2 separate regions of the Homo sapiens genome follow, and region 1 is linked to region 2. The links are chromatin loops, found by intact Hi-C in ENCODE. Cell type or tissue: GM12878. All regions are shown on one strand. Links, peaks and the distances in the headings refer to the core of each region. The heading gives the core; the rest is flanking DNA.

Region 1 (4,408 bases), core at 209-4,208, 100 kb before region 2:
AAGTTGGCAATTTTCCCTTATAGACCTATAGACTCAATACCTTCTTAATCAAAATCCAAGAAGGTCTTTTTGGATTGCATAAAGTTGACGAAGTAATTCCAAAATGTACATGAAATAATTAAAGACTTTGACTAAATCAATTTTGTTAATGAAGAAAAATAATATGAGACATATGCTACCTGATTTCAAGACCTACCATAAAGCTATCATACATTTTAATGATGAAGATTCATAATAAGATACAAAATGAAGATACAGGAAATTTCTAGTCAAGTATTAAGATAAAATGCATCTATTACTTCAGCAGCCACAGCAGTGGGCTTCAACTCTTTATTTCCTTCCTTCTGGTTTAATTCATGTTTTTATTAAAGATAAAAGTATGTCTCTCTTGAAATCCTTTCCATAGAGTATTGCAAGTTTATGGGATCAGGACTCAGAATCAGGAAAAGTAAGAGTTGTGGAAAATGGCAAATTTTAAAAATAGTTAATTTAAGATAAACTACAGATTTCTAATGGTCAGTGGGAACACCCGAGATGATTCTTCCCCAAATTGTTCCATGCTCTATAATCCAATTTACTGAGTAATGTAAGTGTAACACATCACTGTTAGAACTGTTGATTTGCCTCTAACTTTGCATACAGTATTATCATTTTACAACCTCAAATGTAAAAATACCTATTATAACTGTTATAACAATGAGCCCTTTGAGACTTCTCTTACATTTACGAGTGGGTTTAATTTGATTTTATAAATATAAATTACTTTTAATAGTTGGATGCATGTTTTCTCAATAGATAGCAGTTTTTGTAGCAATGCTGATTATAGTACACTTACCAGTTGCTTATTATTGATCGCCCGTTTCTTTATCATTGACTGAAAAAATACACAAGCCTCAATATTCTTTAATCTTTAATTATCCTTACTTTTCTTATAATCTTTGATATTTAGGACTGGTAGAGAAGAGAAATTAGATTTTAGAGGAGAAAGGGGACAGAAATATTTGATAACACAAATTTAACTTAGCGTGAAGCCTTCATTTTGCCTCAGTGAGTCTAAGACAAAAAAAAAACCCAAAAATACTGGATTCAAATTTTTTAAAAAAATCATTTTTAGTCACAGATATCTTGCATCTACCTGAAGAGCTTGGACTACTTATAGTTAGAAGTTATCAATAATATCACTTTATATACTCAAGACCTTATAACTTTTTTTTTCCAATTATTTACAAGGCGAAGTGCGGTCCCAAGATGCTTCCCTCAATGATGAGTTCAACTTTAACCATACCATCCCAACCGTATCAACCACTACTAAGGCAATTCTTGGCCCAACTTCAACCCAGCAGGGGAGCCTCTTGCAATCATTAAGCAGACAGGGAATCAAACTGGGCAACATGGTGAAACACTGTCTCTACAAAAAATAGAAAAAGTAGCTGGGTGTGGTGGTGCACACCTGTAGTCCCATTTACTTAGGAGGCTGAGGTGGGAGGATGGCTTAAGTCCAGGAGGCAGAGGTTCTAATGCACTCCAGCCTGTGCAACAGAGCCAGACCCTCTCTCAAAAAAAAAAACAAAAACCTATGAAACAATAATTATTTTTATTGTAAAAGTAGCAAAAGGAGACAAAGTCTCATGGACATTTTCCTACTGCTTTCTAATCACATATAGATAAAACCAAGAATAACCAAATGAAGAATAAATTTCAAATCACATGACATGAAACAAGTGCAGGTAGTCTTGTCTAAAAGTTGGAATCATAATATCTTGCACTAATAGCACAAAATATTTGCATGAACTTTTTACAACTAAAAATGCACTAATCTTAGGTTGCTTATGTAAGTGTTAAAAAAATTATGTATGCACTAATTATCACCAAGAGAAGGCACTCTCTTACCATTTTAAACAATCTCAAAGCAATATATCAGGATATAAGTCAGGATATTTTAAAAATCCAAGAAACAACAAAGAATCACGTGATGTAAGGACTATGTAGGATTTATATGAGCTTTGGCTTTTATTCTGAATTAGAGAGGAAGCCGTTGAAGGATTTTGCCCAGTTATTGCACTATCTGAATAAATCTCTTTCCTTGTCTTTATATATTTAAAACCCCAGGGGTTGGGCCAACTCCGGGTAAAACTTGACTTGGAGACTCAAAAGAATTACATTAGGGTCTGATCGTTCACTTGGAACTTCTCAGTTCTGCTTTTGTCTGTGAGCATCTGTCTGTCACGGGGCTGCTGATGGCAGCAAACTTACGTCCTCACAGCTCCAAACCCAACAGGAAAGAGGAAAGATGGGGAGACCATTTCTTGGTCAGTGAAGTGAAAATGATGAGATTAATTTTGATTGGAAATGTGTCAGTCATTCACACAATTGTTTTTTCCTAGGTCACAAGGCTACCAAAGAACTTCACTCTAGCTGAGTTGATGTAATTCTGCCACTTCCCAGATGTAGGACACAGGTCAACTCCTGAAATTGGGGGTTGGGTGAGCTCCACCCTTGTACATAAATTAAGAGTTAGATAATGGTGATTTTTTGGAGGAAATCAGGCCATCATTATCAGAACAAATGGGGAATAAATGCCGAGTACAAAATCTGCCAAGTATTAATACAATATTGAAGAAATAAAACAAGTAGGATATCAGTACATACACAATAATTAAAAGATTGGAATTAGGTACATACATAGACCAATATCTCTTTATGACATGGTAAAATATTAACAGTTGGCCGGGCGCGGGGGCTCACGCCTGTAATCCCAGCACTTTGGGAGGCCGAGGCGGGCGGATCACGAGGTCAGGAGATCGAGACACCATCCTGGCTAACACGGTGAAACCCCGTCTCTACTAAAAATATAAAAAATTAGCCGGGCGCGGTGGCGGGCGCTTGTATACAGTCCCAGCTACTCGGGAGGCTGAGGCAGGAGAATGGCGTGAACCGGGGAGGCAGAGCTTGCAGTGAGCCGACATAGCGCCACTGCACTCCAGCCTGGGCGACAGAGCGAGACTCCGTCTCAAAAAAAAAAAAAAAAAAAATTCAAAAAAAAAAAGAAAGAAAAGCAATAGTATTAAGTTCTATTTGGTGGTTCTTGCTAATTACCTTCCAACTTTCAACCAAGAAGATAGAATGTCTTAACTGACTTTTACCACACCTTATCCATCCCTGGAGCTGGAGAAAGTAGACAGGTTAGCACTGATAGAAGGAGGGACTTACATTCCCATGAAAAGCGTGCATGGAGAAAGGTGGATACAATAGATATGTGAGTGTAGGGCAGAATGAGAAATCTAGAAATACTATATACTGAATTGGAAAATACGAATATCCGTGCAAATTCAATAATTTTTATCTTATCATAATGAAAATATCACTTCCTCAAAAAAAAAACTTTCCTGGGTACATTCTAATGACTCATCTCTCACCACCACTACAGCAGCCACTCTCTAGCACATTAATTCTTCCAGTTAGCTTCTAACAACATATAAAAAGGTTTTGATTGTTTATATGTTAATCTATGTCCTGTCCCATAAAAGTTTTAACCTACAAGAGAGGAAGGATGTTCTCTCTCTTATTCACCACTATTATCTTATATATATAAGATATTATCTCTCTTACCACTATTTTCTTATATGCTTAAAACAATGTCTGCCTCATTACAGATACTTTACAGATATATGCTGAATAAAATGATAAATTGATATATATATCTAATACATATCTATTTACATATATACATGTATATATATTAATTAAAACTTTCGTGGCTCCATATGTACCAGTCAGAGTCCTGGTTTTTCTACCTTTGTTATACCAAGTAATTATCATAGGTGTATGGGCCAGACAATATTATTACTACCTTCCTAAAAAGAAATATGAAGCACAGAGAAATTTTGTGGCATCTTCATAGCTACATAAGTAGTAAACAACAAAGATGGGATAGCAAGATGAAAACCCAGGGTTGTCTGTTTAGAAAACCCACATTATTTACCACCATACTGTATTTTTGACATCAACGCTTAGTCTCTTTCCACCATATTGCATCTGAAAAGGAAGTAGGTAGCACATGAAAGTATTGCTTCTAATTTGATTTATTTTTGCTCTGCAATAAAAACAAACGTATTTAACAAATACCATATGTTGCACATTTCCATATATGATTAAGATATAATTATGCCCAGTAGAAGGTGGGAGAAGGGAAAGGAAGAAGATGAAATAGAAAATATAAGTTGAATCTGATGCTTAATATGATTTTTACTCCATGTATACTTTTACTCAAATGATAGCTCGTGCACATGCAAGGACGGGCTGTGCTACTTCAAGGTACTTTCTATGGGGAAAGAAAAGCAGGAGAAGGAAAAAGGGAGGGGGAGATGGCCATGCATCTCCACTTCCTGAAGGAAAAAGCACTTTGGTC
Region 2 (4,408 bases), core at 125-4,124:
CTTTCTTGGTTTGTCATCCCATCCTCTACCTTCAAATCAAGCAATGCAGCATCTTCAAAACTCTCTTGAACTCTATTCTGCCTCTTGCTTCCACTTATAAGGATTCTGTCATTACTTTGAACCCACCTGAATAATCCAGGAAAATTCTCTCATTCCAGCTAATAAGCAACCTTGATTTCAGCTGCAAATTTAATCCTTTTTGTTGTGCAAAAAGAACAATGGTCCCCCCAGGGAGGTCTGCATTCAAATCCCCAGAAGCTGAGGATTAGGGGACTAGGATGCAGACCTCCCTGGGGGACCATTACTCTGCTTACAATCACGAAGATATGGAATCATAGTATTTTTTCAATGATATGAGTTTCTAGTACTCAATAGGATATGATGACAATTATCTTTATACTACCTTCCTAACATTTTAAAGCACTTTCATCTTCCATGCCCACAATAGCACTGGGAGGTGCTGAACTAGGGAATAAATGTCTGTGATTATTTTATTAGTGAAAAAAGTGAGAAGCTACTTCAGCAGATCAAGAATTGGTCAAGGGTATGGCTGCCATTGGGAGGCAGGTTTCCTGACTCCCAGCCAGTGCTTTTTCTCTTATGACACTGTGGTTGCTGGGAAATGTTTTCACTTGTCATCTCCATTTCTCACATTCCCTTGTTATGAGTTTTCTCCTAGGGTACGGATGGCATGGTGCTCCTCTTAAGTGTGCTGGAATTCTGCATTGCTGTGGCCCTCTCTGCCTTTGGATGTAAAGTGCTTTGTTGTAGCCCCAGTGAGGTCAGTATTGGCCTTCATTTGAAGGTATCTGTATTACTTTTGTATTGCTGTATAATCAGTTAAACAAACTTATAGTCTTAACACAGTACACATTCATTATATTTCAGTTTCCATGGATCAAGAGTCTGGGCCCAGTGGATGTGGGTCCTTGGTTCAGGATCTTATGACTCTGTCATCAGGGAGTTGGCCGGGGCTGTGGCCTTGTCTAAAGCTTCTGATTCTCTTTCATGTGAATGTGGCGGAATTAATTTCCTTTAAGTTGAGGACTCATGACAATGTACTTTTTCTTTGAGACCAGCAGGAGAGCCAGAGTCTCTAGTGCTTTAATCCTCTCATAAAGCATTCACATGAAGAGGTGAGGTCCATCCAGAATAATGAGTTTTTTTATAAACTGAAAGTCAACAAATCAGTCCTACATACGGGACTTGTATCCCATCTTATACACAGGTTTCATCCACACTTGAGAGAAGGGAATCACAAGGGGTCAGTGAGTGTCACCTTAGAACTCTGCCTAGCACAAGAGCTAAATAAAAGCTCTTTTTCCCCTTCCTTTCTCAAAGGGCATAACCTCTGAATCCAGATAAGAAAATATTTCACAATGAAGAGGTCCCCAAAAGTACTTGGTTTTATTCTATTATCCTATTACAACAACTTTTCCTGGAATACGGAAGGAATGTCATGATCTCAGACTTCTCTATCAGTCTGTGCCCACCTGCCCACTCTCTTACCCTGAGACCTGCAGCAGATGCTCCTGGCAGTTAAGCCAAAAGAAAGTTACACAGAGAGAGGAAAGTGAGGAATGGAAGGAGAGAAGAAATCAAGAAAGAGGCTCTAAGAATAATGGGGTGGGATATCCTCCTAGAATTGAGGGTTCCAGAATGAGGAAATGGATAGTAAAACCCCAACAGCTACTCATTAGCTTCATTACCCAAAGTCTGAAAGGCAGACAAAACCGTCAGCCAAAGAATAAAGTAATTGTAGTTTGAGGAGATTGTTTCTCTGGTGCCCTTCTCCATCATTTTGTGCCTCTCTGTCTTCTTTAGGGATTCCCAGGCAATACCATATCCCACTCCCCGACAACCCTCCCTCATAGAAGAGAGATTGACTATAGCGCATTAACTCTAGTGGTGGGGTTTTGCATTGTAAAACCCTAGAGGTGAGAGATTCTCAGCAATTACCAATGATTTTGTAATTTCATCAAGTGAAGTAACTTTCATGTCATGATATTTAAGTCTGTGTTCCCTTTGGCTCTTTGCATAGAAGCTGGGGAATGTTGTTTCCCTAATCCCCTGGTTTGAGTCCAGAAAAGCAGTGGCTTTGGGGCATATCTTGGCTAAATCTCTATCTCTTCCTGGTCCCCCACCGTGCCCTACCAATCGAATGTTGCACTGAGTTTGTGGAAGAATAACCAGAACTTTTCTTAGTTTTGTGATGATCCCTGCTATTCCAGGCCAGTGTGGTTTTTGCAATGCTTTATTTGTAACCAGCAAATCATGATTTGGGTATGTTGATGTCATCAGCATGAACAACCTGGTTTGGAAGAAGAGCCCCATATTTTTCATGATACCTTGGTTTACCCATCATATTGTGCACTGTCATCCACATGTAAGATTGATCCTCTTGCGAGACCAGGGCAGTGGTCATCAGCAGCTCAGGTCAAGAGCTATCACTGAATGTTGTGTCCTAAATCTAGCCTGATCTAAAGAATGACTGAGAATCCCCACATGACTGATATTGAGAATGAATCAGAGAAGAAAAGAGTAAACTCTGATAATGATGACTTTATGTGGGCAGGAAAGGGGCACTCTGAGGTGATTTGGGTGACTCACCTATGGCATTCTGATTGTTTGTGCTAATTACACCATCAAATTCTCACATGGCAGAAATAGCATCTCCCACACCACTTAAGACAGTTTGATGCCACCAAAAGATTAACAGAAGAATGCTCCAGAAATCTATGCTGACTGTAACACAAGAACCCCACATGAGAAAGTACCAGAATCCAACTCCAATACTGATAGACATATTGATATCATTATTATATGGAATCCAATTATGACCTCTGTGTGTGTGTGTGTGTATATATATATACGTATATATATACATATATATATATATGTGTGTGTGTGTATATATTCAAAATTTTGTTCTCATTTTTTCCCCTGGAACTCAACAACTAATTTCATTGGCCCTTTATCGAGAGTACTAGAAGTTAAATTAATAAATAATGCATTTAATGAGGCAGCAGCACTTGAAAGGTTTTCATTCATCATTAGGACTTTATATAAAGGCATTAAACTGGCAAATAAGATTTGGAAGCAGAAGGGCAAAAAGGTATTGCTAAAACGAGGTCTCCATGCAAAACACATACTTCTGCTCCCCTGTATAACATTCCTCTCACTTACTTGACTTTTTTTCTGCCATATTTGGGGACCAAAGTGCTTTTTCCTTCATGAAGTGGAGATTCATGCCCTTCTCCCCCATCCTTTTCCTTCTGCTTTCCTTCACCCATAGAAAGTACCTTGGAATAGTATAGTCAGTCCTTGCATGTGCACAAGCTATCATTTCAGTAAAGGTATACATGGAGTAAAAATCATATGAAGGATCAGATTCAACTTATATTTTCTATTTTTTCTTCTTCCTCTCCCTTCCCCCACCTTCTGCTGGGCAGAATTATATCTTAATCAAATGTGTATCCTGTGTCACATATGGAAATGTGCAACATATGGTATTTGTTAATGTTTGTTAATTACATTTGCTTTTTTATTGCAGAGCAAAAATAAAATTAGAAGCAATACTTTCATGTGCTACCTCCTTTCTATTCAGATGCAATATGATGGAAAGAGACTAAATGTTGATGTCGACAGTACTGTATGGTGGTAAATAATGTGGACTTTCTAATCAGACAACCCTGGGTTTTCATCTTGCTATCCCATCTTTGTTGTTTACTACCTATGTAGCTATGAACATGCCACAAAATTTATCTGTGCTTCATATTTCTCTTCAGCAAAATAGTAATAATATTGTCTGGCCCATAGACCTATGATAATTTCTTGGTATAATAAAGATAGAGCAATTAGTACTCTGGTACATATGGAGCCTCAAAAGCTTTAATTAATACATATACATATGTACATATATACATATTATTTATATTTGTCAGTTCATCATTTTATTCAGCATATATTTGTAAAGTATCTACAATGGGGCAGACATTGTTTTAAGCATATAAGAAAATAGCGGTGAATAAGAGAGATAATATCCTTCCTCTTGTAGGTTAAACTTTTATGGGACAGGACACAGATTAACATAAAACAATCAAAACATTTTTATATGCTGTTAGAAGCTAACTGTAAGAATTAATGTGCTGGAGAGTGGTTGTTGGTAGTGGTTGTGAAATATGAGTCATTAGAGAGTAACCAGGAAAGTTCTTTTTGAGGAAGCGATATTTTCATTATGATAAGATAAAAAGTATTGAATTTGCATGGACATTCATATTTTCCAACTCAGTATATAGGATTTCTCATTCTGCCCTACACTCACGTATCTATTGTATCCACCTTTCTCCATGCACGCTTTTCATGGGAATGTGAGGCCCTCCTTCTTTCAATGCTAACCTGTCTACTT

Evidence for each region. Peaks named below come from ENCODE experiments on the same cell type or tissue, not always from the same donor. Only the 100,000 strongest peaks of a DNase experiment are listed, where the experiment ranks them.
Region 1: it touches region 2 in a loop (2.2-fold over the local background); 1 of 110 quality-filtered maps calls a loop at or near these places.

Annotation. Positions count from the first base shown.
Region 1 is chr11:60,308,629-60,313,036 of GRCh38, reverse strand. MS4A4A (membrane spanning 4-domains A4A) reads right to left here. Exons shown (of 7, transcript NM_148975.3): 7 at 4,067-4,408. Among named protein-coding and RNA genes, the nearest start is that of MS4A6E, 16 kb to the left of the region's middle. In GM12878, for the core only: no CTCF peak of the experiment used is centred there; a DNase peak (open chromatin) is centred at 2,236; H3K27ac peaks cover 1,511 bases.
Region 2 is chr11:60,204,966-60,209,373 of GRCh38, reverse strand. MS4A4E (membrane spanning 4-domains A4E) reads left to right here. Exons shown (of 9, transcript NM_001393391.1): 6 at 680-781; 7 at 3,554-3,660. MIR6503 (microRNA 6503) reads left to right here and starts at 218; the gene lies at 218-303. In GM12878, for the core only: no CTCF peak of the experiment used is centred there; DNase peaks (open chromatin) are centred at 2,445 and 2,619.